Regions from separate parts of the Mus musculus genome. Here region 2 is linked to region 1. Evidence: chromatin contacts called from ENCODE Hi-C or POLR2A ChIA-PET data. All regions are on one chromosome and are shown on one strand. Each heading gives the region's core, a stretch centred on a gene start or an enhancer-like site at or near the end of the contact. The rest is flanking DNA. Distances are from core to core; before and after follow the strand shown.

Region 1 (3,508 bases), core at 412-2,911:
CTTTTAAACTGGACCAGGGTAGAGCTCTCTGCATCTCCTCACAACAGGGAAGCTGTTTTAGCCACTTGTGCTATAGTCTGCTTATCTTAAGAGCAGTGGGGAGTTGCAGTGGCATATGTAGTCTTTTCTAATAAGCTGTTAGAAAAAAAAATCTCAACTGGGGCTGGAGAGGTGGCTCAGTGGTTAAGAGCACTGACTGCTCTCCCAGAGGTCCTGAGTTCAATTCCCAGTAACCACATGTTGGCTCACAACCATCTGTAATGTCTGAAGACAGTGACAGTGTACTCAAATACATAAAATAAATAAATCTTTAAAAAAAGAAAAAGTAACATCTCAACTGTGATCCCTCTCTGACCAGTCCATGTAAGACACTTTCAGGGTCAAGCTATTAGAATCCTATAATCACAGCATTAGTACATTATTGTAACTTAGTGATAGAAGAGCCTCTCTCTACCCTGTCGTACTCTTGAAACAAGTTGCACTGTCTGTATTTTTAAGAAGGGGGTGTTCATGACCTTCCTTTACAGACTGTCCCAATGTGCAGTGCCTGAAATACGGCAAACAGAGCTTGGCTGGGGAGCCAGGGGTAATCAGATTTGCCATCCCTTGGTCCTTAACTACGTTTGCCCTGAACACTTTGGAGCTAGACACTTTGTAGCCAGTCCTGACACTTGCGTATCAGGGGCTGCTCCGGTTCAAGCACTGCTTGTACACACACAAGAAATGAGCAGCGGGCAGTGTGGGCTAAGTATCTGGTCAGCCTGGCAGCCTGTGTGTCCGTTTATGCAAGTTTCTTACTGTCACCTTGGAAGAGCCTAGAAGGAAAGTGGGGAGGCCAGTTCTCAGAAGGCGTGGCTTCAGGCTGGCAACCTTCTCACCTAGTTTTTTTTTTTTTTTTTTTTCCATAGTGGGTCAGACAATTCATTCATTCATTCACCAAGCATTCTTAGTAGCCTAGAGGCAGGAGGCATGAAAGGACAAGGCCTTCTTTGGTCGATGCTGGTGGTGGTGTGCCAAGTGTTTTCCTTAAGGTGAACCCCCAAGCCCGATTGGGACGAGGAGGAAGTATTGTAAGGGGAACTAGTCATTTCTTCTCAGGGTAACTCAGGATGAAGTAGGCATAGCTTTAAAAAACCAGGGAACTTCCTTAAGAGAATCACCAGACTTGACTAATCCATTACCTTAGGTCACTGCCGCCTTTGCAGTCAATTAGATTAACTTTTGGATTTTTTTTTTTTTTTTTTTTAAGAAAACAACTATTTGGCAGGGTCACAGCCAGTGCCAGGGGCATCAGATCGTCTGTATGGGTGCCGGGCGTCAATATTTTTAAAATTCCTCATGTGACTAACGCAAGCTTGTGTAGATAGCAGCGCCTTAGGGCTGAGCCCGGGTTACTCACTCCACACTCTTACTCGATTCTGGTTCCCAACATTCTTTGAATAGCAGCCGCGGCCTTTGGGTCGGGGGGCGGTTCCGAGCAGCGAGGATGTTGTACGGTCCAATTAGGAGCTCTCACTTTGCGGGGACAACCGGGACAGGTTGCCGGGGCTGCGCGGGGACTGGATTTTTGCTTTGTCATTCTGACACGGGCAGTTCGCCCGCCTACTAAGAGCAGGGCGTGGCTTCCCGGAGCCACTAGGAACCCGCAGCTCTTTATCCTCAGTTTGCTTCCGTCAGGCCTCGCGTCCACGCGGGAGGTGCGGGACGCCGACACCGCGGGGCGAGAAGAGCTGGTGGTTTCACCTTCCTTGTTCATGTAAGCTCTGTGTCAGCGTGGAGCTGACCGCTGGGGACCTGGGATGCCCGGGACGGTCGCTGGCGGGCCTGGGAGCATCGCTCCGGGGTGGTGCTTTGGAAATGTCCGGGAGGGGATCGTTTAATGTGCGACTGAGCAGGCTGGGAACAAGCTAGGGTAAGCAGAAGACAGCCCGGGTCACAAGCTTCAGGATATGAGGACTTGGGTCTGGCCCTTGTCTGCTGATGCCTGGCAACCAGAGAAAGTGGGTATTCTTTGTAGAGCAGTGATCTTGAGGTATATATAACACTGTGACGAGTAAGTATATAAATCCGTGATAACATTAAGGAGTTTCATGCCTTTACAAATGTTTCCACTTCCTAAGCCCCATGAAATTCCTTGGAATTGGCAATCGCATGTTTCCTAGTGGCTTGCCCTTCTTGACCCAGGCAGTTAAACAGGGCAGCTGGGACTACAGCACAGCCTTTCCCTAACTGAAGGAGGCGGTGCAGACTAGTACAGAGCAGAGACAATCCTGCCTGGATTGAGTCTCGCCTCCAATGTTGACCGGCAGCTCGAACTTGCCCAAGTTGGTTGACAATATGTAGCTCGGTTTCCTTTACCTATGAAATGGACATGGTAATTTGGTAATACATCTAAAAGTACATTGTGAAGACTAAATGTTTATATATATATAATGCTATAGCACTTTGTAAATATATCTCACTGTTGGTACTAGTACTGAATAACTATGCTTTTAAGTGCTGGTGTCAGTATATATGACATACTGACACTACACACACACACACACACACACACACACACACACACACACACATATTCATTCATTTAGCTGTGGGCTACATTTTCAATAGTTCCAGACTTTTCCGAGTTCATTACTTTGTGAAATAGGACCATCCTCCTCTGATGTCATCCAGAGCGGATGGATAGCGTCTTTGTGGACCTTCGTTTTGCCCGCGGTTTCAGATTCCAGGAAGCCCTGGGTGTTGCATTCACCCGGCGCAGCGATCAAAAACCAGACCACGCAGTGTTAATGTTAGGTGGCTACGAGGCTGGTGTTTTTAGCCGCCATGCAGAGCTTTTCTGAGTTCTGGGGGTCCTGGAGTCTTGCTGGCCCGGCTGCTTAAGGGTCGGAGTCCACTGGCGAGAGTGACCCAGGGCGCGTGGCGTCCCGGAAGCCCCGCCCGGAGGAAGGCTCACTGCCGCTCTGCTTTGTGCCACAGAGGGCGGCGGGGCCTTGCAGCGGCGCGGGCGAGCGGAAAGGCCGCGGGAGGCGGCGAGCCAGCGGAAGGTGCGACCGGCGGAGGGCGGCCATGGTCCAGCCCTGAAGGTAGGAGCTGCGCAGGTTCCCCGATCTCCGGCGCTGGGACACTGCAGGCTGGCGACCCACGTGCTCAGATCTCTGAACCGGGAGGAGCCAAGCCAAGCCATTTCTTCTTTTGTTCCCTTTGCTCGGGTTTTCCCTCTTACATTCTTTAGCGTCAGGGTGAATAGTATGGGGAAGTCTTGAGAAAAAAACGCGTCAGGAAATACTTACCCCTTCCTCATCAGGCCGCCCTATCACCTTCCTCTTAATTCTCAGAGGCATGGGGTACCAAGAAACACAGGCTCTGGGAAACAACCACGAGTCCCATGGGTTGAATTTGTTTCCCGTCAGGCATTTCTTTCTCTAGCTCAGAGTTGAGTGGATATAAAAGAACCTAGATCTACCCTTCTGTGGCAAGTATGCTGGTCATCATTTTCTGGTCCGTC
Region 2 (3,508 bases), core at 475-2,974, 37 kb after region 1:
GAAGGGACGAGGACTTCAGGGGTTTTTACATCCTTACTGACAAAGATGAACTCCCTATTATATATAGTCCCTTGATTTTGAGTGTGAATTAGTCATATTTTAAGATTTGGCCCGTAAGTACTCAGGTCTGAATGTTTGCTGTGTTGTAGCCCGTGTCTACTCCAGGCTCAGCTAGAGCAAGGGCTTTTCTCAGGGTTAGAAATCCCCTTTCGGTCAAAGGATGCTTGCTGCATTCTGGTTGCTCTGGTCAGTGTACATCAAGAGGATTTCTTGCTCCTTTCTTCTTGTATTACATATTGGTGTTCCTCTGTGAACACTGGTACTTGGAAGGCTGAGACAGGAGAATTGCCCTGAGCTTAAAATCAGTCAAGGCTCCAGAGTCAGATCCTGTCTCAAGTAAACGGACAAATAAATAAGTTAGTGTTCTAAGAAACCAATATTTTTCTTTCTTTCCAAGAAACAATGAAAGTGTATTATTTGGCAAAAAAAAAAAAAAGCTTGTTTCCAAGTGTCAGCAAAGATGTGTGCAGTCTGCATCGGCTTCTTCTGGCACCTTCCACATACACTGTGGCCTCTGGCTAAGGAGACTTCTTGGCAGGGCAGGTGGAGCCTCTGGAAATGGTGTGAAGGTCCCTAGGCTCATGCTGATATTTGATCTACTTAGAGGATGGAAACAGTCCACTGTTGCTACATGTATAATCTTTGTAGTAAAGTCGTTAGGGAATGGCCTGGTGAGCTTTATACACACACACACACACACACACACACACACACACACACACACACAGGCCCAGGGCAGCTCAGCAGTCGCCATGCTCAGTTTGTAGTAAAGTGTCATTCGAGGAGGGAGGTGTGCTGGGTCGTCTGTGTGTGGCTCTGAGATTGCACACATCCTGTGTCCTCAAGGAGCCGCTGACAAGAGCAGCCCCGAGGACCCTTTCTGGCTATTGTCATGTTGTCTGTGTGTCAGGATGGGGCAGCCTGTAAGGTGACCATGGCCTGCAGGGTCTCACTGTATCTCAGCTATGACCAGATAGCTACAGAACAGACAGAGGCACGGGAGCCCTGTTGGAAACCGAGGGGAGAGGTTGTATGAGACCAACAGGAAATGGTACAGAATGAGGTAGTCAGTCTGCCCCCCAACTCCCCCGTAGTACAGATGGCATCCTTTCCGGGGGCTGCAGTCTGAGTGAGTGGGGTTAGCTTCCACTGTATAAGAATGAGGGTCGACAATGCCCTTAACCACCAAATATTCGCACATATAGGAAGCAGCTCATTTTAATGCATTCCTCCTTTTATCCTCTGGAGAACTAGAGGACTCTGGTGGAATACTTGAGTTCTGTTTATTTTACGTATCACCTAAGTCACTGTAATGTATGTGGCGCTGTCTGTGAACTTGTTTGCTCTGGAGTTTGAAATGCTCTCCTTCCTCTTTCCTGCAGATATTCACAACGTTGTCAGTGACGAAGCGCTCTGGGGGAGACATCCTCCAGTCTGGCTGCTGAGGTTAAGCCCCAGTGTGGATGCTGTTGCCAAGACTACAGACCATTGCCTTGCTTCCTTGCCCACGCCCAGGTGAAGTTCAGGAAGGCTCTTGGGTCCTAGGCGCCAATTCAAGGTGCTGTCCTAAGGCCACCGGGTCCCTGGGATCTTGTGGGTAGGAGGTGGCAGGTCGAAGGAGGCTGCAGCATCGCACTGGGGTCACCATGACAGACTCAGACTGACATCTGGCAGAGCATCACAGGCATGCGTCCATGAAGTCACTGGCCTCAAGCCCAAGTGGTGGGCAGTGACAGAAGAGCTGCCGGGTCTGTTGAGCTCAACCTTTTCCTGTAGATTGTCTTAGTCTCACTTTCAAGCTGTCTAATGTCAATTCTGTTTTTCTTTTTTCCTCCATGGGGTTAATGATACTAGAGATAGGGAATATTAGCAATCAGTTTTTGTCATGGCTGGTCCATCTGCAACAGTCTTTACTGTGTGGAAGTGGGTGAGATGGCTTATGAGAGCCAAACCAATTTATCCCCAGAAAGACGAATTACCCTGTGACTAAAATACACTGTCTGCTTTTACTAACTGGTGTAGCATTGTCTCCTTTAATAAGTCTTGTGTCCAAAACGAGAAAAACCATTGGCCACTTTTGCAAGTTTCCTGCAGTGTGCTTAGCAAGGGAGGTGGCGACTTGGCTAATCTACTTGAACTGCATCGCATGGCTCTTGGGTAGCTTAGAGCATCGCAGGGTAGAGGCAGACCAGCAGTGAGTGTCTCTCCTGGTACAATTATTGTCTGGTTCTCAGTGGAAAACGCTTAATTTGCTTTAAACTTGGTGTTTTTGTGAGGTGGATTTAGTCTTAAGCTGTGTCCCATAAGAACTACATTCACAGGCAAGTGGCTCTTCCTCCACACAGCCTATACATCTTCTGAGGTAATTACTTTCATAAGGAAGCTGTTCATAACGTAAGTTATTATTATTATTGAACACAGGTGGATGTGAAGGATTTTTCATTGAAAAACCAAATGGTTTTTCTTTTTTTCTGTTCAGTGAGCCCACAGGAACTCTGTCAGGACAGCCAGTACTCTGCCGGCATGGCTGCTGGGGCGTTTACGGTGTAGTTTAGCTCCTAGGTTACATGACCGTGAACATGCTGGCTGAGGACTACACAAACCAGGTTTCCCACCATACACGGCCTGGCCCTGCAGCTTCTTTTCTTGCCCTCCCCTTTGCCTGTCCCCACCTGCAGTACTGAGTGGCGTTTCACAGTACCCTTCTGGGCCACCTCAGGGAAGGGATTTGCCTGGTGTCCAGCCAGCAGCACCCACCCTGCCCCACGAGGCTCCCTCACACCTGCCCCCCCGTCCTTGTGTTGAAGACAGTGGGAAGAGGAGAAAGGACCAGGGAAACCAAGGGAGTTGACTGTTCAGTTTTATTTATTTATTTTTTAAGTTTTTTTTTCCTTTCAAGTCTGCCAGTCTCTGAGATCAGAACAACAGACAGTGTAGGGTAACTAATCATGTGATTCTCTTAGTGGAATGAAATGTTCTACCCCCACAAGAAGGAGTATACGTCATTGTTCATATTCTGTAATCGCACAATGTATTGTAATGCAAATTCCAATTCCATGTATTTTTATTACAATTTTTCTGGAAAAAAATGTGAACCAATAAAAGATGTTGATGCACACGCGTGCCTTCTGACTGAGTGGTGCTCTGGGCTTCTTTGACACCGCACAGGGCTGAGTCAGGCTTTGTATTGAAGGCTGAAGTCTTGTCGTCTCATACCTCTGGCGCCATGCGATTGCCCGGGCAGCATCAGCTGAGGGTATCCGTACAGGCTGGCGGTTCTTCAGTTCTGACTGGTCCTTCAACCCTGGTCTTCCGGGAAGCAAAGCCATCCACACCGTGAAGTCACCTTCTGGGTGTCCCAGCAACGTGTGCATGGAGAGCTGGTGCGTCTCGCTCCAGGTGGCCGTGAGGGTGTGCGGTCTTCCTGTCCACCCACCTAATATTTCCC

The links. Hi-C counts contacts between places; a loop is a spot of excess contacts on that map. ChIA-PET counts read pairs that join two places held with the same protein, here RNA polymerase II (POLR2A).
Region 2: a map of gastrocnemius shows a loop between it and region 1 (2.6-fold over the local background). The contact joins the enhancer-like site here to the promoter of Txnrd1 in region 1. A Hi-C loop is called at or near these places in 8 of 37 maps with a recorded cell type or tissue (adrenal gland, gastrocnemius, heart and 2 more). POLR2A ChIA-PET finds 5 or more read pairs at or near these places in 4 of 5 experiments (Patski and embryonic stem cell).

Annotation. Positions count from the first base shown.
Region 1 is chr10:82,857,545-82,861,052 of GRCm38, forward strand. Txnrd1 (thioredoxin reductase 1) reads left to right here and starts at 1,662. Exons shown (of 15, transcript NM_001042513.1): 1 at 1,662-1,756; 2 at 2,980-3,086. It overlaps Gm38560 (predicted gene, 38560), which reads right to left and starts at 1,464. Exons shown (of 4, transcript NR_156010.1): 1 at 1,413-1,464.
Region 2 is chr10:82,894,535-82,898,042 of GRCm38, forward strand. Txnrd1 (thioredoxin reductase 1) reads left to right here. Exons shown (of 15, transcript NM_001042513.1): 15 at 1,443-3,190. The coding sequence ends at 1,511. Among named protein-coding and RNA genes, the nearest start is that of Eid3, 30 kb to the left of the region's middle. Within about 2 kb of position 1,725, at least 1 of the 3 ENCODE cell types and tissues checked has a DNase peak (open chromatin) inside an H3K27ac peak, as active enhancers do; it is gastrocnemius, where a contact is called at or near this core.